Regions from separate parts of the Homo sapiens genome. Here region 1 is linked to region 2. A link is a loop called in an ENCODE intact Hi-C map of the cell type or tissue named here. Cell type or tissue: HepG2. All regions are shown on one strand. Links, peaks and the distances in the headings refer to the core of each region. The heading gives the core; the rest is flanking DNA.

Region 1 (17,267 bases), core at 5,423-13,422, 580 kb after region 2:
CTCTTCTACCATTGTCTTGAAGTATTGGGAAAGTGTGGGTTGTTGTTTTTTGCCTCCCCTCTTCATAACTAGGGTGCAGTGGTATGATCATAGCTTACTGCAACCTCGAACTCTTGGGCCCAAATGATCCTCTCACCTCAGCCTCCCTAGTAGCTGGAACTAGAGGTGTGCATCACCATGCCTGACTAACTTTTAAAATTTTTTGTAGAGATGAGGTTTTGCTATGTTTCCCAGGCTGGTGTCGAACTTTGGCCTCAAGCAATCATCCCACACAACCTCCCAAATTTCTAGGATTAAAGGCATGAGACATCCTGCCTGCCCCTGCAACATAGCTTTATCAGTTGCTTTTTCTAACTGGACTTTGGGTGTGGTGTTATTTTGCTTATATCAAGGGACATCCTTGATGCTACTCTAGCTGTCCTGACACCGGTGGTCTGCAGAGTCCTTTGGCGCTTAATGTGTTTATCTGACTTTGCTCCCTCTCTGGTTGTGTGTGTGTCCTTCTCCTGCCACTCCACTGTAAGCTCCTGGGCCAGGCCCCATGTCTCCTCAGCTGATGGTGTCCTTATAATTTCTTAGCCAGGGCTGAGCACCTTGTAGATGCTCAGTGTTTTCTGATTTGTTGATTTGTTTATGAGCAGGGAAATGTTTGGGTCCGTGCCAAATTGTAATGGGATAGTAATTAGCTTCTGGAAGAGATTCTGATTGTCTCAAGCCCACCAGTCCCTGGGAAGTCTTTGTGGCTTGAGTAGCTGGGTGAATGGTGGGGCTTTGATTAAAAATGAGAGACTGGAGGAAGAACAGGCTTGGTGATGGAGGAAGAGACAATAAAATTTTTTGGTTTAGAAATATGTGAATTTGAGATCACTGTTAGCTGTCCTAGGGGAAAGGTCAAGTGGGCTATTGATATATGAGCCAAAAGCTTAGAAGACTGGCTTGAGCTGGAGAAAGGAATTGGGACTCTGTAGTTGGAAGGCAATTTGCTTTTCAATATTCATTTTCCCATTTTCTTACTAATAAGAATTCCACTCAGATAATAGTTTGCATCCCTCAGGCTCTCTTGCAGCTAGGTGTGGCCGTGTTTTGGCAAATGAAACATAATCACAGGGAATACTCCTGGAAACAGAGCTGGCTCCCTGTGTTTCCCCTTCCTCCATCCTGATGTTTGGAATGTGGCTGTGATGAGCGGTGCTCTGTCAATATTCTTGTATCAGGAGGATGCGGGCTGTAGGGGAGAAAAAGTAATAGCTCGTCTTCACCTATTGCAAGGGTCATGGCTGACATCCCTGTAACAAAAGACAGATTAATAAGAGAAAAGCATAACAAATTTATTTAACTAAAGTTTTAAGTGACATAGGAATCTTCAGGAATGAGGACTCAAAGACCCAGGGAAAACTGGGTAATTTTATGATAAGTCTGATGAAAGAAATGTATAGTTATGGAGAAACATGATTGGACAGAAAAAGGAATAACCTAATGGTAATAAACTGGGTAAACTTCAGCAAGGCCTGTTTGTTTAGACCTTTCCTGTGTCTTTGTATGACATTATTTGCCTCTGGATGTTGGGCAAAACCCCTCTAGAATAAGGGGAGGTATGCCCTACTTTTAGGGGAGGTACTTCAGAGAATTTCTTTATAACTATACTTCAGGGGAGAAAGGCTGGAGAAGGGCAGAGTGACCTTGCTTCTGCGCTTTTCTCAATTGCCAATGTGCCATATTTTGGGGTATTGAGTTCTGAGCCTCTGCAGGGCCATTTCTTAGAGATGGTGAAGGTGGATAACTGAGAAAATCTATCTACTTGATGATTGTGTTACCTCTATACTCGGCTCAGATACTTATACCTGGACTTCTTTCATATGGGAGATGCTTTAGTCTGTCCTCATGCTCCTAATAAAGACATATTTGAGACCAGGTAATTTATAGAGGAAAGAGGTTTAATTGATTTATAGTTCAGCACGACTGGGGAGGCCTTAAGAAACTTACAATTACGATGGAAGGGGAAGCAAACACGTCCTTCTTCACATGGCGGCAGCAAGGAGAAATGCCGAGCAAAAGGGGGTAAAGCCCCTCATAAAACTGCTAGATCTCATGAGAACTCACTATATCACAAGAAGAGCAGCATAGGGGTAACTGCCCCCATGATTCAATTACCTCGACTGGGCCCCTCCCACAATACCTAGGGATTATGGGAACTACAATTCAAGATGAGATTTGGTGGGGCACAGCCAAACCATATCAGGAGAAAAGTAAACTTTTATATTTATATTTTATTTTAAATTTTATTTTCAAAATAACTTACTACTATTCTGTTCTCCACCAGTATAGGTTTGTCATTTTGAGAATGTAATAGAAATGGAATCATATACTATATAACTTTTGAGACCGGCTGCTTTCACTCAGCAAAATTAACATTTAACATTCATACATGTTGCTGTGTCAATCAATAGCTTGCTCCTTTCATTCCTGAGTAGTATTCCATTGCAGGGATGTACAACAGTTTGTTTTTCCATTCAAATGTTGAAGGACATTTGAATTGTTTACAGTTTTTGGCAATTATAAATAGAGCTACTAGAGACATTCAAAGACTTTTGCCTGAATTTGCATTTTTATTTCTCTAGGGTAAGTACCCAGGAATGGGACTGTTGGTTCACATGGTAAGTGTATGTTTAACTTTATAAGAAACTGTGAAACTGTTTTCCAGAGTGCCTGTATCATTTTACACCCCAACTGGCAATGAATGAGAGAACCATTTGCTTTGCCTCCTCATCGGTTTTGATATTGTCAGAATTTTGCATTTTATCCATTCTAGTGGGTATGTATGTTACCTCATCGTGGTTTTAATTTGCATTTCCCTTGTGGCTAATAATGAAGATTATCTTTTCATGTGCTTATTTGCCATCCATATATCTTTAGTGAAATGTCTGTTTAGCTCTTTTGCGCATTTTAAAATTAGATTGTTTTCTTACTTTGAGTTTTGAGAATTTTTTATATAGTCTAAATACAAATCATTTGTTAGATACATGATTTAAAAATATTTTCTCCCAGTCTATTACTTGCCTTTCATTTTTGTAATAGTTTCTGTCACAGAGCAAAACTTTTGTGTGTTTTTTTGTTGTTATTATTTTATTTTATTTCATTTTTTTGAGATAGGTGTCTCTCTGTTTCCCACCCTGGAGTACAGTGGCACGATCTTGGCTCACTGCAACCTCTGCCTCCAAGGTTCAAGCGGTTCTTGTGCCTCAGCTGCCCAAGTAGCTGGGACTACAAGCATGCACCACCACACCTGGCTAATTTTTGTATTTTTAGTAGAGGCAGGGTTTCACCCTGTTGGCCAGGCTGGTCTTGAACTCCTGGCCTCAAGTGATCCACCCACCTCGCCTTTGGGATTACAGGCGTGAGCCACCACACCTGGCTTGCAGAGCAAAAGTTTTTATCTTTGATGAAGTCCAATTTGTCAATTTTTATTTTATGGATCATCCTTTTGATTTTAATGTCTATTGTTTTACTGTTTATAGTTCCCCTGAGCAGATTAATGTCTATTTTTTTCAGGTGCTATTTTTCAGGTCTTTGTGACTCAGAGAAAATCTAATTTTGATTAGACATGGTACCAGCACAGATACAGTATTCGGAGAAATAGAATGAAGTGAGATTGTGACTCACTCAGTTTGGGAAATGGGAAAACCTCAACTGTGGCTTGTGTCTGTAGGTTGCATCTTTTCACCTTGAGGTTTTCAAATGAGGTTTTCCCATTTCCCAAACTGGTATACTTTCTACCTGCTATTCATTGCTCTGTCAGAGAACATCAGCATCAGAAACCCAAAGAGGTGCTAGCAACCTGCACTAGATGAAATGTTCCAGGCTTGATCTTTGCTTTTACATTATCATGCGACAAAAGTTTATTGAGCACCTATTATATGTTAGGTACACCTATACATGTAATGTATTATGCCATGCTGTATAAGGCATCAAAGTCTTTTACATTCTAGAGTATAGTCAGTAAACAAATAAATATTATAGCATGTCCAAGAGTGGTAAGTTTGATTAAGATGGTGACTTTGGGTGATGTGACCACACTTCTCTGGACTGAGTGGTTCAGAGATGGCCTCTCAGCAGGTTTTTTTTTCTCCTTACAGCACTGTCACCTCCTCCAAGTCCCACACTCAGGACTGGCTTTATAAAAGTAAACCAGTAAACCAGTGATGTCCCAGGGCCCTAAGCTCACAAAGGCCTTGTCCTTGGAGAAGAGAACCGTATTTTCCTTAATGCTTTCTTGTTACTGTCTTGAAGTTCTTTCTTTTTGAACAAGGGGCCCCACATTTTCATTTTGTGGCAAAGTAGGGAGCATGTCTTGCCTAGACACTTGTCCAGACAGAAAAACAAACAAAACCAGCAACATCTTTATATACCTTTGTCTATCTTGGTGAACAAATTGTGCCACTTATATTGATTCCACAAAAAATAGATGCTTAAGATGCATCCCCCTCTTCAAAAATTCACTGGACCAAGAGTCCATGTGGAGTTGTTAGGTGGACGCCATGTCTACCATTCTTTACTGCCCCTCTTGCTGCCTCTACAAATCTCTTTTGCTTGGTTAGACTTTACATAACAGAATTGTAAACCTCCAATTCATAAATGCTACAAGTGTTTGTCATTGATGGCAAAGGTGAATTCCGTCACCAGGAGCACATTTAAAGAAGGCTGTATCCAGCAGAGAGTGCTGGTCATTTTACATACAGCCATGCAGTACATAGCGTTGTTTTGGTCCACAGTGGTCCGACTATATGACAGTGGTACCATAAGATTATCACACCGTATTTCAACTTTACCTTTTCTATATTTAGACACATTTAGATACACACAATATTTAGCATTGTGTTATGATTGCCTACAGTATTCAATATAGTTGCATGTTGCACAGGTTTGTGGCCTAGGAACAATGGCTATGCCATATAGTTTAGGTGTGTAGCAATGATATTTACCATCTAGGTTTGTGTAAGTATATTCCATGATATTTGCACAATGATAAAATTGCCTAAGGATGCATATTTCAGAATGTATCCCCATAGTCAACTGATACATAACTGTATTTATTTGCATTTTATCCTCACAAGGGCTCATTTTAGAGATGTGAGAACTACAACTCAGAGAAGCTAAGTTATTTTTTTTTTCATAAACATACAGCTAGTAAGTGAGGACAATTCTTGTGTGCCTTAAGTACCTGGCAGGGTATTCTGATATTGCTGGTTTGAATTTCCGATTTTCTCTGTTGAAGAGGCGTGGGCATTTTATACATCTTTAATCGTCTTTTGGATATCACAAGCAATAGTTTCTGAGAAAGCTATTATTCTCTTCCATATTGATATTTTGAACATCCTTGCTGTATTGCTAAGTGTGATTGTAGGATCAAGAGTTGACCGTCTCCGAGTGGAATATCTGAAGCGGTGCTATCACCCCTTCCAGTGATGGAGAGTCATGTGAAGAAAGCTGTTCATGAAGCTAGGAGTCTCTTTCTCTGCTTATAAAAGAAGGCTTGTAGATTCTTCTGTTTGGGCTCATAACTGCTCTGGAAGAAGGCGGAATCGGGCAGAACTGATGCAGGCCTAGGAATTCTGGGAAGCGGAAGCAGCGGCGTAGGCCCACGCAGTCTGGCCACTCCGCCCTGCCCTTCACCCAGATTCCTCCCTGCTCCCTGGGTGCTTTTGGAGACTAGCTTCCGGAGCCTGACACATGTTCCTTTGTCTGGCCCCAGCTGTTAGAATCTGTCTTCATTCATTAAGCAGGAAGGGAGTTTTCAGAACTGCTTCTGCAGTCTGATGTCATGGGGCAGCCACACTCAAACCTCGGCAACTTCAAATTAGAGATGTCAAAATACGCAATGGAGACCTGACTGAGCACCCTCTAATCCTCGGCCATGGTGCTGGATGCCTCCCCTCCCCGATAATGACTGGTCCTAGGGCCAATCTGCACCGTGGGTGCCATTATCATTTTACAGAAAAGGAAACTGAGGCTCAGAAATGCTGTGAGGCAGCTCATAGCTCTATACTTAGAAAGGCAGGATCTGAGCCCAGGTCGGTGTGACTACAAGGCTGGCTCTCAGAACACCGCACTCACCGTCTTTCCTACCAACAGAGAGCTGCAGCCATCTTTCCTGCTATTAAAAGAAAAATCATAAAAGGGCTTGTCTTTTAGAAAATAACCATGCCGTCTTTGGGGAGAACACAGGTTTCTGTCCCAAAGCCTGGCTCACCTCCCTGCCGGGAAGGGCCTCCACGCTCAGCCCAGGACTCAGGGTATGCACCATATTGTCACCGATAATTGTACAGACCCATTCATCAGCAGGAATCCTATTTCAAACAGCTCTCCGACTCTAACGGCACGAAAAGCGTGAACTAAGCACAGTTTAATTAATTCTGATCTCACAGACAGAGGCTGCCCCATCAGAGACGACGGTGCACAGACACGAGGCAGGAAAAATTTCTCCAGCCTCAGAAGCAGGAGTGCATTCAAATGATCCCTTCATTCCTTCAAGATGGATAATTTGTTTTTTAGTAAATTCATAGGACACGTTTGTTGGAACCGTCACTGGCTCTCATCTTTCTGGGAAGGTGTACCTTTTAACCTAGAGAGCAGAAAAGCCTCTGATCTCGCTCCCTCTGACAGAAAGAAATGAGCCTCTTTGCTTTTAGTCTAATAATAGTATCTCCAATTCATGTAGATTTTTATGGTAAATCTTAAACATCATAGAAAATCCATATCCACAGTCCAATCACCAAGTCACCTTGGAGGAAAAGGAGGGGGGGAAATAGCATTATTTGAATTTCAAGGAAAGAAATACACCAGGAGAGCTGGGCATGCTTCATCTTTCTTCTACCAAGGAGCTCAGAGGCCTCCATGCCCTGAGACAGTCCCAGCTTCTCAGTGCCAAAGAGAAATGAGGGTAATACACACAGATGGAGTCCCTGGGACCCAGAAGGGTGGGCTCTGCCCAGAGTTAGCTGACTCCAGGAAATCGGCATGGTTCTGCTCCAAAAGGACCTCAATGACACTTCCCTACTGCTGCAGTGAGGAAGGTCGAGCCCATTTTATAGGGGGAGCTACCAAGACACAGAGAAGGTAGGCCATTGATACAGGGTCACACAAGTAGTGTGGCAGGGTCAGAGATGTCTCCATAATCCAGCTGGACCACTAGCTTTTGAGCAACTCCTTTCCTCTCTCCAAGTCCCCGTTGCCCCACATGTAAAACGAGAAGGCAGAACTCTCCTGAACACTAGATACCTTTTATTAACAGTGGTGCCTGTACCACGAAAGCAGTAATTCTTCTGGGAGTGAAACCTGCATGTTTGATACCTTGGTCAAGGGGAGGGAGGGAGGACAGAAGAGGGAGGATCAGAGTTCAATTTTCACTCCATTCCTTCATTTACTTATCTACTATGTTTCTAGCGTTGTGTTCAGAGGTGAGAACTCAGCGATGACAAAGATACTGGCCTCCTTCTTGAGGGGCTCACAGTCTTCTAGAGAAAACAGACAACGAAGTATGAAACCAGGGCCAGGCGGTGGTTCATGCCTGTAGTCCCAGCACTTTGGGAGGCCGAAGCAGGCAGATCACCTGAGGTCAGGAGTTCGAGACCAACCAATATGATGAAACCCCGTCTCTGCTAAAAATACAAAAATTAGCCAGGCTTGGAGGCATGTGCCTGTAATCCCAGCTACTCGGGAGGCTGAGACAGGAGAATTGCTTGAACCTGGGAGGCAGAGGTTGCAGTGAGCCGAGATCGCCCCATTGCACTCCAGCCTGGGCAACAAGAGCAAAACTCCATGTCAAAAAAAAAGAAAAAAAAAGTATGAAACCAGGCAGGTGCAGTGACTCATGCCCGTAATCTCAGTGACTTGGGAGGCTGAGGTGGGAGGATGGCTTGAGGCTAGCAGTTTGAGACCATCCTGGGCAACAAAACCAGACGCCCATCTCTACAAAAAAAATTTAAAAAATCAGCCAAGCATGGTGGCACATGCCTGTAGTCCCAGCTACTTGGGAGTCTGAGGCAGGAGTTCGAGGCTGCAGTGAGGGTGCCACTGCACTCCAGCCTGGGTGACAGAGCTGAGATTCTGATTCAAAAAAAAAAAAGAAAGAAAAAAGAAAAGAAAAGAAAAGAATGATAGAAATGTACACAAGGAGCTTTGGGAACAGAGGAGAGAGAGCAACTATCTCTGCCTGACCTTGAGTAAGTCATTTAAGTAATTCTGGTCCTCATCTTTAACATGGAATAGTCACAACTTGCACTTCACAGAGTTGTAATTCATGGTGCTTGTGTGAGGAACTCAGTGGGTATATAAAGGATCTGAAGTGGCCTAGGGCTTTCTCCAGAGTCCCTGGATTCGTCTAGGCCATATTGGCCCACAGCTTTCTCCATCTATTCACCAGCAGCCCAGCCAGCAGGGAACCTCGGGGAGCCCTGCGCCCTCTTCAGGCTGTCCTCCTGCCATACATTTACTAGTCTTCCCTGATTTGCCCCCATCAAGTTTTCTCTCTAGAGTATACTGGTGCATTTGGCCTTTTCCTTAGGCAGTTCAGAGGTAGGAGTGGATAAAAGCTGGAGCTCTGTAGTGTCAGGCAGACATTGGCTCAAATCCAGCTTTGCTCCTCAGCTAGATGCTAAATCTGGGGAAAGTTACTTAACGTCTCTGAGCCTCTGTTTCCTCACCTGTACGGGAGGGATAATGAGAGTGCTTCTCGGTAGGGCTGTGAGGATTGAATGAGGGGATCGGTCAGCTCCTCAGACCCAAGATCCTCTTGGGGTGGTGGTGGTGCGGGGATGGGTCCTTTACTTGCTCAATTAAAGTCCTGAGCAAGTACCAGGACCGGTGAGTGCTAAATGTTGGTAATGTTCTCCCTCCTCCTTCTGTTCCTCCCCCTCCCCCCTTCTCCCTCCCCCCTCATTGTTATTACTAAATGCAAGGTCAAGTGTGGCAGGGCTCTCACCCTGTTCGGTTTTGCACATGCTAAGATGGGGTCCCCCAGGACCATGTTCAGGGTAAGAGGGAATTGCAGGGGTCCTGGAGGCACGCTAAGGCTAAGGTGGGAGTTTAAATCCATACCAGCTGTGTGATTGTGAGCAAATTGCTTGCCCTCTCTGGGCCTAAGCTTCCCCATTGGTAAGATGGGGATACTGACACTTTCTCACAGGTTTGTTGTGAGGAGTAAACGAGATCATCTAAGTTCAGGGCATGGCAAGTCATGGGCACTGCCTTCTCTTCCCTGTCCAGAGGCTCAATGCCCGCTACACAGAACAAGCAGCAGCTTGTTAATGTCCCGACAAGCATCACTTGTGCTTTCACCGGGAGTCATGCCCCTAGGCCGCAGTGTCTTTGCTGCCTGTCTTCTGTAACTCAACCACCGCCCAGGAGGGCCATGGGTCTGTGGGGCTTGCCCAGTACCCAGGTGCCAACTGGCCTGCTGGTGGGGGCATCTATGGGCTAAGACTGCATCTTTAGATAACACTTTCCAGATAAGCCCTTTTCTCTTATGGGTATTTCGTATCAGCCCTGTGAGTTAGGTGCTCAATAATAACAAAGATGGCTGGGTGTGGTGGTTCATGCCTGTAATCCCAGCACTTTGGGAGGCCGGGGCGGGCAGATCGTGAGGTCAGGAGTTCAAGACCAGCCTGGCACACATACTGAAACCCTGTCTCTACTAAAAATACAAAAAAAAAAAAAAAAAAAAAAAATTAGCCAGGCGTGGTGACTGGCACCTGTAGTCCCAGCTACTTGGGAGGCTGAGGCAGGAGAATTGCTTGAACCCAGGAGGTGGAGGTTGCAGTGAGCTGAGATTGCAACACTGTGCTCCAGCCTGGGTGACAGAGCAAGACTCTGTCTCAAAAATAAAAATAAAATAAAATAAATAATAACAAAGATGACAGTAATAATAGTGACCAACAAATGTTGAGGATCCCGCCTGCCAGGTACTGTGCTAAGCCTGTCACTGCCTGACAGGATGCAGGGTGGCTTGCAGCAGACTTTCTTCTTTTTCCATTTTTATTTTTTTTTTGAGACGAGGTCTTGCCCTGTCACCCAGAATGGAGTGCAGTGGTGCCATCACAGCTCCCTGCAGCCTTGATCTCCCAGGCTCAAGTTATCCTCCCACCTCAGCCTCCTGAGTAGGTGGGACTACAGGTTTGTGCCACCATACTCAGCTAATTTTTTTTTTCTTTTTTGTTTTTTTTGAGACGGAGTCTCGCTGTGTCGCCCAGGCTGGAGTGCAGTGGTGCGATCTCGGCTCACTGCAAGCTTCGCCTCCTGGGTTCATGCCGTTCTCCTGCCTCAGCCTCCTGAGTAGCTGGGACTACAGGTGCCTGCCACCACGCCCGGCTAATTTTTTTTGTATTCTTAGTAGAAACGGGGTTTCACCGTGTTAGCCAGGCTGGTCTCATTCTCCTGACCTCGTGATCCACCGGCCTTGGCCTCCCAAAGTGCTGGGATTACAGGTGTGAGCCACCGCGCCCGGCCAGCTAATTTTTTTATTTTTTGAAGAGATGGAGTCTCACTATGTTGCCCAAGCTGGTTTCAAACTCCTGGGATGAAACAATCTTCCTGTCTCAGCCTCCCAAAGTGCTGGGATTACAGGTGTGAGCCACTGTGTCTGGCCAACAAACTTTTAAGGTAGAGTTTATCGGCCCCATTTCACAGAGAGGACTTGAAGGCTCCAAACAAGATGCTAAGTGACTTCAGAAGCTAAAGAGCTCACGCCGGCCACAGCTGGGAGCTTCATCCAGGTCTGGCTTTCTTCCAGCCTCATGCTCTTTTGTAAATCTGCACCGGCTTTCCTAGGTAAAGAAGAAAAAAGAGCACAAGGCTGGGGTTAGGATGAAAAGCCGTAGTCTCTGATCCTTAGGTGCATCGAATGATTTGTTTTATCATTAGACTTCCTGAACGAGGTCCTGAAACCCATGTTAGCAAAAGTCAGTTTCCTGGAGCCACCTCATAGTTCACCACCAGCAGAGGCCCTCAGGGCCCATTGTCCGTCACCAGGAGGGGCTCTCAGGCCCTTGCTGAGACCCACTTCCTCCCTGTGCTGCACATTCTTCCCAAAATCCATGCCTACCCTGAGACCCTCACGCACCCTGTGGTCCTCACAGCCCCATGATCCACATCCTCCCTGTGATCCATCTCCTCTCCATGATCCTTGCCCATCCTGTGGTCCATGTTGTCCCTGTGACCTACATCCATGTTTTGCTCAACATCCTCCCCATGATCCACATCCTCCCCATGATCCACAATCACCAGTGATCCACATCTATTCCATGATCCACATCCTCTCCATGCTCCACCTCCTCCCTGTGCCCCATGTCCAATCCGTGATCCACATCCACCCCGTGATCCATGTCCACCCCAAGATCCACATCCTCCCCATGATCCACATTCTCCCCGTGATCCATATCCACCTCGTGATCCACATCCACCCAATGATTTACATCTTCCCCATGATCCACATCCTCCCTATGATCCACATCCTCCCTGTGATCCAAGTCCACCCCGTGATCCACATCCACCCTATTCCCCATGTCCATCCCATGGTCCACATCAATCCGATGATCCACATTCTCCCCATGATCCATATCCTCCCTGTGATCCACATCCACCCCATGATCCACATCTTCCCTATGATCCACATCTTCCCCATGATCCACATCCTCCCCGTGATCTACATCCTCCCTGTGACCCACATTTACCCCATGATTCACATGCTCCCCATGATCCACATCCTCCTTGTGATCCACATCCAACCTGTGATGCACATCTTTCCTATGATCGACGTCCTCCTTGTAATCTAAACTCTAGCTCCCCACAAAAGCCTGCTCTGATCATGGTAGGGAGGGTAGCTGTTTCTTCTCTCGATAAAGCCTGTGGGCAGTTGAGACTGGATTTAACCCTGCTCTAGGGAGGACCAACACTGAGCAGTGAACAGCATCTTCCATGACACTGGTGCATCTCCCCTTCCTGCCTTTTCTGTGCTGTTCCCCTGCCCAAAATCTTCCCCAGTTCTGCTCTGCTGGCCAAGACCTGCACCATTCCCCAAGGCATTCCACATGCTGCCTCTTTCCAGGAAGCACCCCTGGGCCCTCCAAGTCAGGTAAGGACCCTACTCTGTGCCGGTACGGTCCTGGCCTCTGGCAATGGCAGCCTCTGGACTACTAAGTCATGTGACTGTCTCTTCTGTCAGACTGTGAGCCCATTGAGGGCAGAAGCCAGTCTTAGTCATCTATGTGTCCAGGAACCTCAGAACAATAGCTGGGGCTAATCAGACAGGACTAGCTCTGCTGCAGGAATGAATAAACCCTGAAATCCTGCTGGCTAAGCACAAAGCAGGTTCATTTGTTGCTCATGTTAAAGTTGGGCGATGGTCATGCAGTTAGCCTCAGTCATGTTGCTTTAAGCATTGCCATCAGAAATGGCTTCCTCCCTTCCCAGTGAAGGGAAGAGATAGCTGGAGAAACACATGGGATGATGTTAAGCCAGACCTGGAAGTGGCACGTGTCACTTCCACCCATCCCATTATCCAGAACCAGCCACACAACCCATCCCAGCTGCAAGGGAGGCTGGGAAACATTGAGGAGCATCTGGGCCTTGGATGAGCACCCGGATGAGAGGTTGGCTTCCACTCGATTTTAGGAAGCCCTTCCTAACAATCAGAGATCGTGATGGAAGAAGAGACTCACAACTGGCTAGCCGATGGAAATTAAGTTGCTTCCCTTCACCTCAGCCAGAGACTTGAGTTCAGACAAAAATCAGCTTCTTGAAAACAAGAGGCCGGGCCCTGGAAACTCCCGTTTAGCCCTGTCAGTCTTGAAGAAGCCTGGTGTTCCCAGCTCTCGGCATCCTTTGTCCTCTGTGAGCTCCCTTAGCCTGGAGAGGTGACTTCTTTATTCTTGGGAACTGCTATTTATAACTTCCAAAGGACCCCTACTCCTTTGCTTCTGAGGCTCAGAAAACGAGTCTGCCCTCCCCAGCCTCCCTCCCCCAACACCAGGCCTCTCTGCCCCCAGAGCAATCCCGTAAATAAAGGATGAAAGGCCCCGTAATTATTACCATTCGAAAACACAGAGACTGTCAAAACCAGGAGTCCAACAAAAGCCTTTACATAAATCACAGCTGATACAATGGCTCTTGGCTGAAGGGGAGAGGGGCTTAGAGTCTCAGCGCTGCTGAAAGAAGGTTTGTGTCTGGGGGAGGAATTGTCAGAGCAGTCCCTGGGGAAGAGACGAGGCCTGATGTCTGAACAGAGGGTGAGCCCGTCATCCTGCTGGGGACGACAGAGGCCATGGAAGGGAATGAGAGTGAAAATCTGGAGGCAGACTCCAGATGTGACATCTCCATGGGGCGGGATGGTCCAGATATCTGGGGCCTGTGCAGGTCACGCTCCATCACAGTCCACAGTCCACAGTCCACAGTCTATCCTGGCAGGGCAGTCCCTCCTAGGAGGGCATGCTGTCTTGCAGAGGTGCCAGGCAAGGGCAGTCCTCACCCAGTGAGTCACGGACATTAAGGGCTCTGGGCTCCAACAGAGGGGAGGTCTGAGTGGGCTGAGCTGCTCCCAGAAGGCTTCTGAAAGGCAAATGTGCTAGGCAGGGAAGGCTGTTTTCTGACAGGCAGAGGGGAGACTAGGACTCTGTGGGGTGGAGTGGTGTGGCTGCATCAGCTCAGGTTCCTTGAGAACGTGTCCACAAAACTGGAATTCCATGGTGGCCCTGTTGAGGAGCCCCGTCCCTGAGGAATGACAGAGACCTCTTCAGGGAGCAGCAAATTCCAGAAAAGCAGGGAAATTGGTAAGATATTTCATATCTCTGGGCAAAATTATTCCTTTTGAATGAACCATTCAGTGGCACATCAAGAATTCAGTGGCATTTAGCAAATGCTGGTGGCTCCTCTTACGTGCCATGCACTGCTCGACTCCGACTGCTCCTTCCTTTGAAGATGAATAAGACATTGTCCTTAAGATATTTAGAGTCCAGGGAAGGAGACAGACACAGAAACCAGAGCTATAAGGCAGGGTGACTAGTGCAGACAGACAGCTGCCCAGAGGCAGAGCCGCACAGCAGGGAGAGGCTGTGGCTCTGGAGCTGAGCCTCCTGGGTTTACGTCCCACCCTGCTGCTGTTGGCTTGATGACCTGGGCGAATCATCTACCTCTCTGGGCTTCAATCACATCCGAATATTAATGGCGGTTATGGGGATTGAAGGAGAATCAGCACAATGTCTGCTATCCAGTCACTGCTCTGTATTAGCCTCGCCTTAAATTGCTCGAATAGTAAGCAAGGGTTTATAAAGCATCTGTGTGCTAATCCCATCCTAAAGTGACAGGGATCAATTTAACCTCCTCATTTAAAAGATGAGGAGACAGGCTCAAAGGGCAAAGCCGACTCACCCAGGCTCACACAACCAGAGTGGCAGAGCCTCAGGGCTTGCCCTGCACAGCGTAGCTTCTGTTCTGAGAGGAATGCACCTGGGTTTTGTGTCTTTGGTGCTGGGGTGGTGAATGGGAGGCTCTGACCGATGGCAGAGTTCCCAGGGGATCCTTCAGGCAGCCGGGGGGCCTTTCTTATGGCAGGGCTCTGAAGCAAGTCCTGGCTGACCTTTTCTTGAAGCTGAGCTCTTCTGCCAAGACCCTTGGCCCTGCCCTTGGCCCCTGTAGAAATGCACACCTGTAAGCCTGTAATACCTTCTCCAGATCACAGCAACTAGGGAACTGCTGGAAGCCCACGTGGCTCAGGTCTACTCCTCACTCCTTGAGGATCCACGTGGCCCTTGGGTGGATCCACACTTCTGGGGATGGTGCGGTCCCAGCTGATCTCCCTGGGGGTCCAGTTAGCCTCATCCTCCTTCACCCAGGGTGGCTGCATGTCAGCACCTGCTCTACCTTCTACCTTAATGGCGTCCCCTAGGCTATCTGTCAGGGGAGTCTATGCAAAGGGGCCCCTTTGAACTTGCCTGTGCCACTCCACTTACCCCGGGCAGTTACCAGCAAGCCACAGCCTGGTGTTCAGAATTAAAGCAGGACTAAGGCGGGTACATGGTAGCTCCCCAAACAACATACCTCTAGATCCCCATGAGTGATCTGGGGCAGGCAGTGTCCCTGGAGGGGTGTATGTGTGGGGAGCACACAGAACAGCAAATCCTTCCTGAAAGCAGGATTGATGGGGACAGGAGCATCAGAGGAAGCTGGAGGACTCCATGTGGGCCCGAGAAGTCAGGCGAAAGGGAAGGAAAGGGCTTGTAGGCACTACCAAGGCTCAGATATTAGATATAGCCCTACAAGTGGCCACCCAGTTACATTAAAGTGAGTGCCCTCACCCTGCCTGCCAGAAGAGGGCCAGGCTGCAGTGCTGGCTGGGAGAGTATCCCTCCATAGAGGATATATCCTGGGCTGGTAGCATAGTGTTTTTCCAACTATGGGTGTAACTCATTAGTGGGTCCTGATGTCAATTTGATATATTAACCTCTGCGTTTAAAAATATAGAGGAGTGACCAGGCGTGGTGGCTCACACCTGCAATCCCAGCACTTTGGGAGGCCAAGGCAGGTGGATCACTTGAGGTCAGGAGTTCGAGACCAGCCTGGGCAAAAAGGTGAAACCCCGTCTCTACTAAAAATACAAAAATTAACCAGGCTTGGTGTCTGGCACCTGTAATCCTAGCTACTCAGGAGGCTGAGGCAGGAGAATCACCTGAACCCAGGAGGCAGAGGTTGCAGTGAGCTGAAATTGTGCCATTGCACTCTAGCCTGGGAGACAGAGTGAGACTCCATCCCCAACAAAATTAAATTAAAAAAATAAATAGAGGAGTATACAATAGAATAGAAAATGAAGTGCATTGCACACTGCAAGGCGCACATCATTTCAGTAAACTTTTGTGTATGTAGACCTATAGTGCAATATTACACAAAATAATTTTTATTGTATGGTTATTAATGTTGGAAATTCTGCTGTGGTATTTCAGTCTCTGAAATAGACTCAGCCCTGTGCTCGGGCAGAACGGGGTTCAAATGGCTGGTCCAGGCCCCTGGCTAAGTTGCTCACTCTTGAACCTCAGCTTCCACATCTGTTAGGTGAGGCTAATGTCACAGGCCTGACAGGACCTCTGTGAGGGTCCCAGGAGATGAAGCATATTAAGTGGGTTGGTGCACCGAGCAGGCTCACTAAATACTCACTCCCTGACCCTTTTCCCCACCCAAACTGTGGTGGAGAAGGAGTGTTTCATGGTGGGCAGCCCAGGTGCCAGTCCCCCCTCTTCCCCAGTGATGGGGTACCATTACCCCCATGACAGCCCATCTTGGTGCCAGGTTGAACTGCCAATTGCTCTATTTGAGGTCCCTATGCCCTGTCTCCACTGAAGTTAAGGTCCACTCCCCATTTTTATATGGGGACTGTAGACGCTGCGCATCAGGTACCCTCCTCCTCCTTCCCCTGGTGCATCAGACAGAACCCGGTATTGAGGCTTTGGGGGCAGGGAGAGGGGCAGGGCTGCTACAGGACATCTGTCCGTCCGTCTGTCTGTGAAGCTGCACCGGCGATTGGACCACCCTCTGCCCGCCTGTTCTTTCCCCTTCACGCCACCTGACAGCCTTACACAGAAAGCCAGCCTGGCCAGACCTGCCCCCTGAGTTGGTGGCACGGGGGAAGATGAGGGAATTAACTTCTGGCCCGCTGACAGTGGTGCAGCCTGCCAAAGCCGCCCGGGTAATTTGGTTCCTTTCCTTTGTTGACTTGGTGCCAGCGCACAAGAGCGGATTAAGCAGGGAAATTCTGCATGGAGAACTCTCCCCCTTGGCGCTCCAATCCCATTGTCTCCTGAGAATGACAGCCGCTGGTGGTGCCAACGCACACCGCTTCACTGGCACGTCCCCAAACAGATCAGCTTCCCATTCCTGAAAAGAGGGATTTGTTAAAGAACTGGAGTTAAAAGAAAGAAGGAGAGGCAGGAGAGGACAGGCTGCGTAGTAAAAGTTACGCCTGGTTTGTTAATTAAAGGAGCAAGGTCCCCTAATGCTAATGCTGATCCCTGCAGGGGACGTTGGTTCTTCTCAAATTCACCTCCTTTGGGGGATGATTTCAATTGGGCCCACACTTCCTGCGCCTGGGCATTGGGCTGTGTGCTGGTTGGTGAGGTGGAGATGAACAGCCAGCTCCTTTAAGAGACATGCATCAGTCCTTCTCTGTTTTCCAGAACACAGACACCTATGCAAAAACCTGGGATAATCGCGGGTAATATTTATTGAGTGCC
Region 2 (14,724 bases), core at 2,060-10,059:
GCCAGTGAAGATGTATCTTCTTTTTATGAACCTTGCTTTCCAGATGATGCATACCCATCAAAGTAGAACTAATCTGCTGTCCCTACAGGTCTTAAAATCAAACTTAAACTCAGGGTTTTTTTTGTTGGTTATTTTTTTGTTTGTTTGTTTGTTTGTTTGTTTTTGTTTTTGAGACAGGGTCTTGCTTTGTCACCCAGCCTGGAGTCCAGTGGCGTGAACACAGCTCACTGCAACCTCAACCTCCTAGGCTCAAGCAATCCTCTCGCGTCAGTCCTCTCACCTCAGCCCCCCAGGTACCTGGGACTACAGGCTCACGCCACCATGCCTGGCTAATTTTTTTGTATTTCTTTTTTAGAGACAGGGTTTCACCATGTTGCCCAGGGTGGTCTCCAACTCCTGAGCTCAAGTGATCTACTCACCTTGGCCTCTGAAAGTGCGGGGATTATAGGCGTCAGCCACCATGCCTGGCCCTGGAATATATTTTCTTAAACACTGGCTCTTGCCTAAAATATCAGAAGGAAAGGGAAAATGTAAATACATATAATTGAATTGTTGCTTTGTGCCTTTTGACTCTTAGTCTATAAGGTAGTTTTTTGGGGGAAATTATTCTTGTCCAAGAGTTTCCTTAAGAGCACAGGGTGTTATAATTTCTTATATGATGGTTTTCAAACCTTTTAGCAATGAAAAACCTTGAGTGAAACAATATATAAACAGATAAAAGCTGTAGTGAGAAAATCATTGTCTTGTATATTTGAGTTTAGGGTTTGTGTGAAATGATTATGAGGATACCATTCTTTCACTTATCTCTAGACCACTTGCTTTGGAGATGTCCTGGAACTACTATAACCAATCTCAAAGCTATGTGATGACAGCTCTGTGCAGTCTTCACGCACATTAATCACTCGTTTAGAAACGAACTTTTAATTGATGTGACAGCAAAGACAAGACTGAATTTCAGACATGTAAATATTAGAATGGAGGGGATCTTTCTAATCACCTTGTTCATGCCCTTGTTTTATGAGAGAGAAAGCTGAGTTTAGAGGAATGCACATTCACATGGCCTGGTGGTTAGAACTGGAAATAGAACTCGGGTTTCTTCAGTTTCAGCTTTTACTCTTTGGGCTGGCTACCTTTGGAGGATGACTCTCAGGTCCAAATTGCAAGGCCAGAGAGGAATCCTGGATAGAGCTCAGCAATGGTGGAGATGTTTTTTTCCTCTTTAATTACTTACTGACCAACTGGAATTACCCAGGGAACAAGAGTTTTCAAAGGAAGAAGCCACATGTAACCAGACTAGCCGAGGAGTTGTTTGGAGACCTGACTTGCTCTTTTTTCCTGCTCATATCACCATTAATTCTTTCCTTTATTCTCAGTCTTGCTTCCAGATGCTGATTCCTTCAGGCCATCGTATTAATGCCAAGAATGCAAGTAACTGTTAAAAGTCGGGTTAAGATGTGGTCACTGGGCCTGAGGGATGCTAATTGCCTGCCTCCTTCGGGATTGCCTTTCCCAGGTTCTGGTCAACGGGGTACGAGTCAAAGTGATGTGTACAACTTCCGGGCCTTGTCCTGCCCACCCTGTCCCTCTTCTCTCAGGCTAGAACTTGGATGTGGTATTAGTGAGCCTATTGCCACCATTAGAAAAGTGTAATACTTGGGGAGTGGCAGAACAAGGCAGAGGAACCTGGTGGCCTTGGGAAAGAGAGCTGCCCACCCTCTCCGAACTGCCTGTTATAATAACTTGATGTTATCTGAGCTGCTCATGTTTAGGGCTCTTTGTTACAGAACTTTAGCCTCTACCCCAACTAATATATAAAACACTAGAGGCCCTTCAAAGTCCAGAAAATGCTAAATATTAACCTTCATATGATAGTATTTGTGATTCAAAGCTTCCACTTGTCCATTCTTTAGTGCAGGAATTTTTAAATGTACTCACAGATCTGGTGTCTGTAGTTATATGTCAGTCTTAGAACCTCTGTAAACAGAAATGTCAAGACTTGCCCCAACTTTAACACATGATAGACATGGCCTGAGATCTTAGGAGCCTCGGTGCATTCCTTCTTACTCACAATCTAGTCTTTGACTGTTCATTCTCGTCAAAGCTACCTTCAAGCTTTGATTGCTAGAACTTGACTTTCATAGTGACTGAAGTGGTTTAGGGGAAAGGCTGTTTCATATCTTAATAAACTTAAGTGTTCTGCTCTAACTCAGGTTTATGTCTTTACTGTATTGCTAATTTGAGTCCCTTACTAGGACAGGCTCATTTAAGTGCAACAAGTTATATTTCATTTAAGAGAGCATAGAAAACCAAATAAAGGGACCAAATGCTATTGCCTTAGGATATTTGCCTTAAGAGAATTGATTCTAAAGGGTTCTAACTAGTGGTCTTTGTTATGAGATTGCTAAAACATTTCTGCACCTCCTTTTTTTATTTTATTTTATTTTTTTGGTTGTTGTTTTGTTTTTTGAGACAGGGTCTCACTCTGTTGCCCAGACTGGAATGCAGTGGCATAATCTCGGCTCACCCCAATTCCTGCCTCCTGGCCTCAAGCTGTCCTCCCACTTCAGCCTCCTGAGTAGCTGTGACTACAGGCATGCACCACCACGTGTGGCTAATTTATACCTCATTCTTAGCATATCTTTTCCTGTTAGTTACATGGAAATTTCAGACTAGAGTAATCCCCACTCCTCCTTACTTTTTATTTATAGTCCCACTTCCAGAGAAAGTCATCGCTAACATTTTGGTTCATTTCTTTTTTCTGTAAATGTTTTGGTCTATATACGATTCTGTATTTTTATTTAACATAAGCATTTTTCTTATAAATACTATAGTGGCTACATAATACATTGAATGTACTATTGTTTGTGTAACCATTGCACTCTTACTGCTCAGGTGCATTGAGGGGAGTTGGAAAGGATGTGAACTTTATAATATTAGTCTTGGATTTGAATCTGGCTCTAACTCACACTATAAATATGACAGAAGGCAAGGTCCGTTAAGCTTTGATTTCTTTATGAAAATGGTGAAAATTCACATTATTCAGGATCATGTTAAGCATTCAGCAAAATGTCTAGTAGATGAGGAGGCATGTGTACTGTATTTATAGTAGTTACATTTTTTGTGTTACACAGAATGCTGCAGTGAACATCTTCTGTCTTTTGAATTATTTTAAACTAGATTCCTAGAAATTGAGTTATTGAATTAAAGAGCCTGAATGTTATGAACATTTTTCAGAGTCATCAGATTGCTTTCTGAAAGAGTTGAGCTGGTTGACGTTAACACTAACAATATAGGAAGAAGTCTGTACAATTTATTTTACAAACTGAAGTATAGTTTGTTGCGCTCAAAGTATGCTTTCCTGATGTCTCTTCATATGGTGTGTGAATTAGTGCTGGTGAGTAGAGGTAGTCTCACATCTTACATGCAACTTCTTGCCTCCCATGGGCTCCCACTCCTGGTCCCACCATCATCAGATAAACAGGGACCTAGACTTGTTTTAAATAAGGTGCAGGCTTTTTTTTTTTTTTTTTGATTTCCTAATTTTTGTCTTTAAAGGTAGAAGTGCATGTGGCAATGACTGGGAACTGCCCAGATTAAAAAAAAAAATGTTGGTTCCTGGCCAATTCCAAATGGGTAAAGCTATTTAATCACATTCCTCTCCTTGTTCTGACTTAAAAGGGAACGACACACTATTTCAATTTGAATGAGATTTGTAAAATATCAAAAAAGTATAGATAAATATAAAATGAGGTCCCTGATAGGTTCTCTTGCAGTAATTTTATCATTTCTCTATAGATGTTGACAGTTTCTAAAGTCCTACCAGGCATTTTTTCTAAGTGACCTTATTTGGGAGGAAAAAGGAATATGTGTCAGAAGGGAAAAAATGTAGTGGAACAGGAAGGAAAGGGAGGGATACTATTTTGCTACTCCAAAGTAATTGATAGAGGATTCCTTTGGAGGGAGGAGTGGAGAGGGAATTTTTGCAGTTGTTTTCCATTCTACTGCTTTAAATCATTACCTTTCATTTAAACTCATTTAAATGTCTACTTTTTTCTGATGGATTCCACTCTTTCTGGTCAAAAGTATTGAGGGGAATTTGAAAGACAAGTCATCAGGTAGGCCTGGATTTGATCCCAACAATAGTTACTGACTTCTAGAGCTAAATCACATGCAGAGATCATTAGATATAAGGTGGGAACCAGGAATCTGCATTTTAACAAATTCCTGAAATAATTGTGTTCATGCAGATGGACCTTGAACCACAATTCAAGACACACTGTTACAGAGAAACAACTCTTAGAGCTTTTATTCTCACTGCAATCTTTTACTTGAGGATTTGGTTAAGATCTAAAATGACGTCTGAAAGACAGATGCTTGCTGTGTTAGAATCATGTCTCCTAGTTCACTGCCTTTGGACCCAAGATGTCCACCTTGAGTTCTGTTTCCTTAGCTTAGTGGTTCTTAACCCCAGCTGCACATTAAGGTCCCCTAGGATACTTTAAAAGAAAATACCGGTGTCTGCACTTCACCTCCAGAAATTCTGATTTAATTGCTCTGGAGTGGGGCCTAGATGGCCTCAGTGATGTTAATGTGCTGCCAGGCTTGGGAGCAGCTGCCTTAAACTGAGTCTGACCCTAGATGTTTCTTGGTCCTATTGCAAATCCTTGTGTCCTTTGCACCCATCCAAGCCAATGTGTCTTAAGGTTACATATAGTCAGACTCAAGCTGGAGCCCTTGTTGAAATATTATGTAGTGGGGATTATTGTAGAGAAACACTTTGATAGAAATTGTAACATATGTAATTTTTCAAGAAACTGATAAGATTATTCACCACCCGTAGTCTACTCAGAGGCTACTCACCTGTAGCCAAGTGAGTTTAATTCCCTTCAAAATAGTCACTTTGGGGATTGAGGCAAGTCTTTTTAAGGATGCTTCAATTTTTCAAAACCCATTTGGCCTTTTCTCTGTTTTAGACGTTGCTACTTTGTTTTTATTTAAAACATTGCCATTGCTTTAGATAGGACCAGTTTATACTCTAAAAATCACTGGTTTAACCCAATACTTTACCTCACATCTTGTTCTCCAGCTGGGTAACTCATTCTGTTCACCAGAAAAGACTGTGATTGGTTGCTAGTTTTGTGTTTCCTTGAATTGAATCCCAATTTAAGGATAAATATTTGCTGCTGCCAAAGTAGGACTTTGAAGAGGCAGCCAGAGGATGTTTCTCTGCAGGGCAATAATTGGGTGTGAAGGGTTTCCAGTTTTTTGTGGTGGATTAGAGTCTCGGGGAAGACACTCTGAGATAGAAAATCCTGATCAGAACAGGAGTCGAGAGAGAGGAGAGGCCGGTAGGGACAGGGTCAGTTGAATATTGGAGCAATGTTGTTTGATAATGAGTTTTGATTTTCCTTTTCTACATTGTGATTCTCTTAATACCTTCAGATGTTTGCTACCTAGGTCGGCAAGTAGGTCTGTCAGTATGACTTGCGTATGAAAGAGAAAGCTCTTCTGTGTTTAGACAAAGTAATGCTAGGAACAGGGTGTGGGAACTGATTAGGATCCTGTTCTGTGGGAAATTGGTCCCTAATGGTAAGAGGGGACAAGCAACTTCTCTGGAGTAGTAGTCTAAAGCTCAGAAGAGTGACAATCAGGCTTAGTGGCAATCAGGCTTTGTAAGCATTCTCAAGAATCCTTAGGTGCATTGGGGAGAGAATTGGCTAACTTACAGACACACAGGCTGAAAGCTTGAGGTATTTTGTTTGGCTCTTAAAGGCTAGCAATTTGGAGACATTGGCTTGCTTATACCCATATCATAAAATTCTGTTCACTTAAAATATTGATGTTAATTCTATTGGTTGTAATAAACTCTATCGTGTGCTTCTGCCCATAAATTATTATTCATTTTCCCACTGTTGTTAACCCAGCACCAAGAGAATACTTACTTACAAAATAACGCAAATGCATGGGGCCCCTCAACGCCAGCCTTCATGGGGTTGTGATTCATTATTTCCCAGTTGAGTGCACCAGGTGGCGCCAGTGTCACAGGAATACCCACAAAGAACACTGTGCTGGTGTATTTTTACCACTTGGGGTCACTTAAGGATTACCCGACTCCCTTTTTTTTTCATCTGAGCAAATCACAGATTCAAAGGAATTATTTCCCATTACATTTGACAGAGGCTGTGGTCTTTTTTTCTGGATCCTGAAGGCCAAGAAATGAGCATGAGGGTTTTATTTTTCTGTGAGTTGGCCCCGTGCAGTTTGTGCTCCAGTGTGTTCTCCTGTCACAAAGCACTTGCACATCCACCACACCAGCTTGCTCCTGGGCTCAGCACTGGGGACTTCTATGTACAAAGAACTTCCACACATGTCAAAATTGCCTTTATGCTAATTGCTATGCTCATTAACATCTCCAGAACTCGGAATGCTTTTTCTCAGTCATTTCCTTTGATTCTGCCTGTCTCTGAAAGCCCAGATTGAATGAAATCAGGTGAAGTATCATGTCAACAAGTCACTGCTGCCTGCTAGTCTTTCTGCCACTTACACAGTGGATCCTAGGCATTACGGCGTTGCCCTTCAAGAGCATGTTGGAGATTTGTGGAATGGTCTTCAACTGACTTTGCCTGCTTGGGGTTGGGTTTGGGTGGGGGTGAGGGCAGGATGTGTGGGCTTAGACAGACCAAATAATGAACCTCATGACTTCAAATAGTAGCTCATGGCTACTTATTTGAAAACCATAAGTGATGATTGGACACCCCAAGTGATAGTCTTCCACAATGTCCCTGCTAGCCAAACAGGGAGATTTGGGATTTTGGATTAAGAGATACTAAGTGGAAAAACAGCCAGACCTGATCTGTCCTTCTGCCTTCTGCTTTTCTCCAAAGAATAGCTTCTTGGGTGGGAGCAGGAGAAGGCTTAGTCACTGTTCAAGAGCAGCCTCTTCTGGTATAATTTATACCTATGACAGGAGCCCATTTGGCCTTTACCATTTAAGAGTTGTTATTAATCCATGTCAACCCCCATTCAAGAGCCTGTGATGGGCCTTGATTGTGTTTAAGTCCAGACTAATTTGGGCACTTAGGGCCCTCTAAAATCTAGTCCCAACCTTCCTAGTCCTATTTCCCATACTCCTCAAATCATATCAAATCTGGACTCCTTATTCCCCTCCATATATAACAATGGATAAAATTTATGACCCTTCACTATATCAGGTACTGTTCTAAGTGTTTACCCATCCTAACTCAATCCTCACACCAACCCCAGAAGACAAATTTTACTGGTGTTCCCATTTTCATAGATAAGGAAACTGATGCACCAAGAAATTAGTGATTTGCTGAAGATCATGTGACTAGGAAGCAGTGGAGCCAGAATTAGAATCCAGGCACTTGTCCACTACTCCCTGCTCAGTCCTGCTGCTTAAAGACCTGCCTCAAAGAAGGCTGCTCAAAGTCCTGCCTTCTCTTGCCTGTCAAAATTCCACCCATCCTTAGGGACCTGAGTCACTGCCACCTCTCTTGTGGGGGCATGAGAACATCATGCTTTTGAATACCAGCCATGAGCCAGCTATTTTGTATTTTGCCTCATGTAAGAGCCAATGCTATCATTTTTTGCAGATAAGGAATCCAAGGCCCAGAATAGTGAAGTCTAAGTACCCCAGGTTGAGGTTTTTTTTGTTGTCTGTTTGTTTGTTTGTTTTTGAGACAGAGTTTTGCTCTTGTTGCCCAGGCTAAAGTGCAATGGCATGATCTTGGCTCACTGCAACCTCCGCTTCCCGGGTTCAAGCTATTCTCCTGCCTCAGCCTCCCGAGTAGCTGGGATTACAGTCATGTGCCACCATGCCCAGCTAACTTTTTTGTATTTTTAGTGGAGATGGGGTTTCACTGTGTTGGCCAGGCTGGTCTCGAACTCCTGACCTCAGGCGATCCATCCTCCTCAGCTTCCCAAAGTATTGGGATTACAGGTGTGGACCACCACGCCTGGCCCTAGGTTGAGTTTTTCAGGCCCCAGAGCCTGTATTTCTGCTCTGTTGCTCTCTCTCCAGGAAGGCCTCTAGTACATCACCCTTTGTCTCGTCCTTATACTTTATGATGCAGCTTTTAAATTTTTTCGTTTTTCTTTTTCTTTTTCTTTTTTTTTTGAGATGGCGTCTCACTCTGTTGCTCAGACCGGAGTGCAGTGGTGCGATCGTGGCTTATTGCAGCCTGGACTTCCTGGGCTCAAGTGACCCTCCCACCTCAGCCTCCCAAGTAGCTAGGACTACAGGTGCACGCCACCACACCCAGACTAACTTTTAAAATTTTTGGTAGAGACAGGGTCTCTCTATGTTGTCTAGGCTGGTCTCAAACTCCTGGGAGCTCAAGCGATTCTCCTGCCTTGGCCTCTCAAAGTGTTGGGATTACAGGTGTGAGCCACTGTGTCCAGCCTGCAGCTCTTAATTTTTAAAAACTGCTGTATGACTTTTTTTCCCACTCTCTGTTTCCAGGTGGGTTAAATTCTGCTTCGGTGAAGGGTTTCTGGATGTCCTTTTTCTCTCCCTACAGTGTGCACAGTGGGTGTACAACAAATATTATGATTAGCTTTTCATAAAATGGGAGGGTCTATCAACTTAACCTGGAAGAAATGAAAGTTCCTCTGTGGATACTGAGACCCAAAACAGAAAAACACCTAATGACTTTTAACCCTGAGCAGGAATCATTATTCCATGGTCCTATCCAGGACAGGATAGAAGACCAGGATGGTTTTCAATGGGAAAATACAGGTTTTGGCTTCTTCAAGAAAACCTTGACCAAAGCCTGAGCCTGATTTTGAGCATATGGGCCCAAAGCTCCAGTTTGCTATGGCTGAGTATTCAGTGTTATGGTGGACCGACACTTGCACAGAAACATGTGAATTCATCACGGTTATTTTTGCAGCATTGGAGTTGGCAAACTTCCAAGTCAAGAACTTTCTGCCTTTGCAGCTCTTGGTTATTTGAGGCTGGATGACTCACTTTGTGTAACATCCTCTTGTTTTCCTCCTTTTCCTCCCCGGGGCCCCCTCCCACCTGAGGAGATCGGTAGGGGCAGAGAGGGTTGTGGAACTCAAGCCACTGTTGGCAGCTTCTTTTCAGTTAACATTTTTTGGGGAAGCCATCTTTACCCCCTTCTTGCTCTTATGAGGCAGGTCACTTCCCCCTTCTGTATCCTCAAAACCTTTTGTTCCTTCTTTTATTAGAGCGTTTATGTTCCGATATTTTATTTGACTGCTTAAATAATAAATAACAAATACATAATAAAATTTCCCTCAGTGTCTCTTTCTGGATAGAGTAGGGTGTTTAGGACAGGTCTGGTTTCAGTATCCTCAGTACCTGAGGCAGATCTGGCTGAGAAAAGGTGATTTGGTAAATGTTTGTTGAGTTGGAGGGAAGTTTAGATGGATGGACAGGTAAATTATCACGAGAAACTTTTGTGAAGGAATTTTAGACACCAGCTAGCATAATTAGGGTGAGAAGTTACGATTTGTCAGCTAGTTAATTTGTATTTTTTGGGCAGGAGATCTGCACATCCTGAAAATTAGGCCACAGAAGTAGACAGGTTCTAAGCCTTGTCTTTCTCTTTAAACAGGGTTTGTGTTTTTCAGGCTGAAGCAGTACTAGCTTAACCCAGGACAACTGGTTACTTTAGAAGGAAATCTCCTCACCACTGCTGTCCTACACTCTGTCAATTCTTTCTGAGACACAGCAGCAACATCCACAGGTGGCAGGCAGGCTGTGCCTCAGGGCTTTGCACTCCATCTCCTCTGCAAGTCAGGAATATTTATTTTACTTGAAGGAAACAGATTCAAAGAGGTGAGGTAACAATTGAACAATAATACTTGGAGACTTCAATACACTGCTTTCAATAATGGATAGAACAACCAAACGGAAGATCAATAAGAAAACAGAAGACGTGACCAACACTGTGGACTCACTAGACCTAAAAGACATCTGTAGAACATACCACCCACGAGCAGCAGAATACACATCCTTCCCAAGTGTACATGGAACATTCTCCAGGATAGACCCTATGTGTAGAAGTCAATAACAGAAAGGACTTTGGGAAATTTACAAATATGTGAAAACCAACAGCATACTACTAAACAACCAATAAGTCAAAGAAGAAATCACAAGGGAAATTAGGAAATACTTTGAGATAAATGAAAAGGGAAACACAACATAGGAAATCTTATGGGAGTAGGTAAAGCAGTGCTTAGAGGGAAATGTATAGCTATGCATGACTATATTACAAAGGAAGAAAGATCCCAAATCAATAACCTAACCTTCCGCCTTAAAGCACTGGGGGAAAGAAAAAAGAACAAACTAAACCCAAAGCAAGCAGAAGGAAGGAAATAATAAAGATTAGAGCAAACATTAATGCAATAGAGAATAGAAAAACAGTTGAGAAAATCAACAGAACCAAAGGTTGGTATGTTGAGAAGATCAACAAAGCTGACAAACCTTTAGCTAGAAAGAGGTGAGGTAATTTTCCCAAGGTGACTCCAATAGCAAATGGCAGAGCCAAGATTCCAAAGCAGGACTGTCTAATGTCAAATCTGGGGTTGTAGCTTTGTCTCTCACCTGGACTAGGAGTGTGTCAAGGATCAGGAGCTTGTCTTACTCATGTGTGCATCCCCAGTGCTTTGCTCTGTGCCTGGCACACGTAGGGGCTCAGGAAATATTTGCTGAAGTAAAATGAAAAGTAAACCTCCTCCCCACCCTTAGCAACCATCTGTGTGAGATGATAAATTATGCTTCCAATGCAGATCAAGCTGAATTGCACTATTTCTGATGAGAAAAGCTGAAAACAGCAAACTGCTTGTCCTTAAAAATAAACCCTTCAGCTTCAGAGATTTGGCCCAGAAATGAACCGTGTTATAGCTCAAGCCCTGAGATTGAGTGTATTACCCTGGAGCCAGGGGTGATGGAATTTGTGACTGGAGAGAGAAACTCGATCACCTTGACCTGGCCGCTGGATGCAGACTGCAGGCTGGTCTGCCCTTGTTCCCGGTCCCGGGCCCCGGAGGCTGAACACCACTCACGGGAGGGCTGGCTCAGCTCAGAGGGACAGCTGATCCCACAGAGCTCAAGACACTGAATCGTGTCCGCAGACCGATAGAACAAGGGTTCAGCGATGGTTTCCCAGCTGAGCCAGACCACATGGAGCCTAGCTTCCTGATATTTCACAAGGGGTGAAATGTAAAGAATGTTGACTTTCATTAACCCAAGTGCATGTCAATATGTCCTGAAAGGCTGGGAGAAGGTGAGCCCAGGTAGATTCTAGAGCAGGATGCCACCACATGTTCAGGCTGGAGTGACATGGCCAGCTGTCCTGGGGGGCAGGGGAGGACAGAGACCCTTCACCAAATGCCATCTCTTCTTGGCCTCACAATGGCTGCGTGAGGACAGCAGGGTGCAGGCTGCTTGCCCATTTTCCAGAAGGACAAGATGAGGCCCTTAGAAGTTGCCCTACTCACAGCCGGTAGAAAAATGAATCCAGTTTCTTGGACTCCAACGTCTTTCTGCCCGTCCCCCGCCTCCCGACTCTCACCTCCTTGGAGGCTTACGGGGCTCTGTATAAGTTTCCCACAAAAAATCCGTGCTGCTGGGTGGAACGCGGGTGCTGTTCACATTCGTGTGTGGTTTTCCCTGGCTTATATGCAACAGCTTCTTTTTCTCTTTTCTTAATTTAAAGGTGACTCTTCTGGAAGTCCCCAAAGTGGAATTGACCCTAAATTGAAAAGAAGATCTTTCTAGGGCAAGAGCTTTGTTCTTGTGAATTTTCTGCCTCACCAACCATGGGGAATGTGAGCTGGGGGGGAAAAGTCTGTTAAAGCTGGTCATTCATTTCAGGGGGCCAAGGAGCGATTCTGAAGGAGCAAAGTCTCCTCATGCTCTTGGCCTTTTGATCTACTCAGGCTCTGTGGCAGGAAGACAGGGAGGAATCCCTGATCACCCACAGCCCTCCCCGCTGCTGTTAAGGCAGTATGATGATGGGGGGTGGAGCTGGAATTAAAAATAAAGAAATACAAGCTTGAATTCTACTTTAACATGAACAATCTCTAATTTTCATATCATAAAATGAATAAAATAATATTTTTTCCCATAGAAAGTGATGAACTGGTACATGTATTTTAACCAGTTGTAAAATGTCTCCTTCCCTGTATCTGTGTCTCCCGCTGTATGCCACCACAATATCTGGCACGCATGCACTGTTCCAAATGTTGGGTTTAAAAATTTCATTTTATGATTAAAATAGAGAAATATTATCAGTGAATATTAATATAGCATTTAGTGACACAGCAGTTAGGATTAGGTTCAATTACATACAGCAATGCACTCAAAATATGGTGGCTCAAATACAAAGGATTTATTTTCTTTTTGATATAAAAAAGTGTATTTGGGAGTTTTCAGATAAGGTATAAACAAAAAAAAAAAGAAGGTGTAGAGGCAGGCAGTCTGGAGCTAGGAGCTAGTAACGTCAGCCCTTCATCATCAGATATCCCAGCTCCTTCTGGCTTTCCGCTTTTCCATGCTTAGCTCATGACGTCCATCCTCAGAGATGCCGCATGATCTCACTTGCTGCTGGAGCACAAGCCATCATATCTGCATTAAGTACAGCAGAAAAGAGAAAAAAAGAGAAAGCCAAAAAGGAGCTCCCTTTCTGGTTGTCTCCCTTTTAAAGAGTCTTCCCAGAAGTCTGATGCAACAACTTCTATATACAGCTCATTAGCTAGAACTTGGGGCCACATCTCCTCAAGAGAGGCTAGAATATGTAGGGTGGTTTTTTTTTTTTTTTTTTTTTTAAGTCTGGGAAGATTGGAGTTCTGTGTCTAAGCCAGAATGGAAAGTTGGATGTTGAGGAGGCAACTAAATGTCTCTGCAGCATACACATTATGTAAATATGTGATGATGGGGTCATGTGAATCTCATGTCCAGGCATGTGCATTTTTCTCACCAAATTTATTCATTCATTAGTCAGTTACTCTTCATGGAATCTGCTTGCAAAGCACTGGACTGGGTGCCATGCACACATAAATGAAGAAGTGAATACCAGGTCCCTTTCCCCCTAGTGCATGGGAGTAGATGGCAGAGAGGGTACAAGTAAGAGTCACAAGTGCAGTGATGGAATGAGCAAAGAGGACCCAGAGCTCCTGGCCCAGCCTGGGGGTTCAGGGAAGGCTTCTAGGTAGAGGTGACAATGATAAGCCTTGAAGGATGAGCAGATGTTAGTATCTAGAGATAGGAATGCTGGCATAATTAAGCAGGTGTTTGTCAAGTAATCCGCTTTGCTAGCATGCACCATGACAAAAAAATTCTCAGAAAGGCCCTCTGAGCAATTCCTGCTTCACTAAGATGGTATGAAGAGAAAATGAGAGACTTTGATTTGCATCAATTTAGGGACCTTCTGATTACAAATGACAGAAACTTCAACTCTGTCTTAGGCAAAAAAGGAAATGTATTTGTTCACATAATGGAGAAGCCCAGACTCAGGCTTCCGATGGCCCTTAATCGAGGATGTCACATGGTGACAGTGGAGCTTGGTTTCTCTGCCTTCTGGATTCCCTAGTCCTCTGTTCTCTGTGTTGGCTTCATTCTAAGTCTCAGGCTCAGAGCTTTTGAGTCCAGCAAAAACTGAGAGCTGCTCTCGTAGAAGACCCAGGATATACTATGACAGTTTGAAGAATGGGATCATTTGTCCAGTCATGACCAATCACTCTGGCTGGGGGAATTTGGTGCGTGATTGGCCAGACCTAGGCCAGCTGCTCACTCCATCTGTAGAGCTGGGAGCCCCACTAGAAACTAAAAAGATGAGGCTGGAAGATGGTCCCTGAAAGGGATTTGGAGAGCTGTGGTCAGAGGAAAGGGGTGTGGAGACTGGGTGGCCAAACAACACATATCCACTGCTACTAGATATTGGTCGGTATGGAAGGCATTGGTGTGGACATTTACAGATGAAGATGATAAGGTTCAAAGAGGTTAGATAACCAGCATCCACAGCGCTGAGTGGCAAGTGGTGGCTGGATCCCTGGTTTCTTTGACTGCAAAGCTTATGCTCTTGCTACCCACTGCTACCTCCCAGCATCACACTGTTGGATCCCATGCAGTCCCATGGCTTGGTGGTAGGGGCTGACCTGCCTGGATTCAACTGAGTTATTTGCCAGGGCAGCCATGGTCAGCCAACTCCTGGTGTGATATAGACACTTGAGGGCCAGGTGCAGTGGTTCATGCCTATAATCCTAGCCCTTTGGGAGGCCAAGGAAGGTAGACAACCAGCCTGGGCAATGTGGCGAAAACCCATCTCTACAAAAAATTAGCTGGGGGTGGGAGCATGGTTGCCCACGCCTGTAGTCCCAGCAGGGCTGAGGTGGGAGAATCACCTGAGCCTGGGAAGTCAAGGCTGAAGTGAGCTGTGATCATGCCACTGCCCTTCAGCCTGGGTGACGGAGTGAGACCCTGTCTCAAAAAAGAAAAAAAAAGACACTTGATACATCATTTTTGAATGAATAAATGACTCTATCCTCAATCTGTGCTGGAAACTGTAGTGCAGAGTGTGGGGTTGAAAACCACAAGCTTGTCTGAATTCCATAACATCACAAGAGAAACAGGAAAAGTGAAATTTGCCCTTCTTTTCAAGAACAATGGCCATTGCTTGACACTCTTTGAACTGTCAGCAACGTCACTTCACCTCCTTTCTGAGGTGCATTTTG

Evidence for each region. Hi-C counts contacts between places; a loop is a spot of excess contacts. Peaks named below come from ENCODE experiments on the same cell type or tissue, not always from the same donor. Only the 100,000 strongest peaks of a DNase experiment are listed, where the experiment ranks them.
Region 1: it touches region 2 in a loop (18-fold over the local background); 9 of 110 quality-filtered maps call a loop at or near these places.

What each region holds. Positions count from the first base shown.
Region 1 is chr2:16,210,395-16,227,661 of GRCh38, forward strand. No RefSeq gene overlaps it. Among named protein-coding and RNA genes, the nearest start is that of GACAT3, 170 kb to the left of the region's middle. RefSeq lists an enhancer at 5,501-6,002. In HepG2, for the core only: CTCF peaks have their summits at 8,453 (motif pointing left) and 10,983; a DNase peak (open chromatin) is centred at 8,447; H3K27me3 peaks cover 1,725 bases.
Region 2 is chr2:15,631,433-15,646,156 of GRCh38, forward strand. No RefSeq gene overlaps it. Among named protein-coding and RNA genes, the nearest start is that of DDX1, 47 kb to the left of the region's middle. RefSeq lists a silencer at 4,379-4,579. In HepG2, for the core only: a CTCF peak has its summit at 6,058 (motif pointing right); DNase peaks (open chromatin) are centred at 6,039 and 8,959.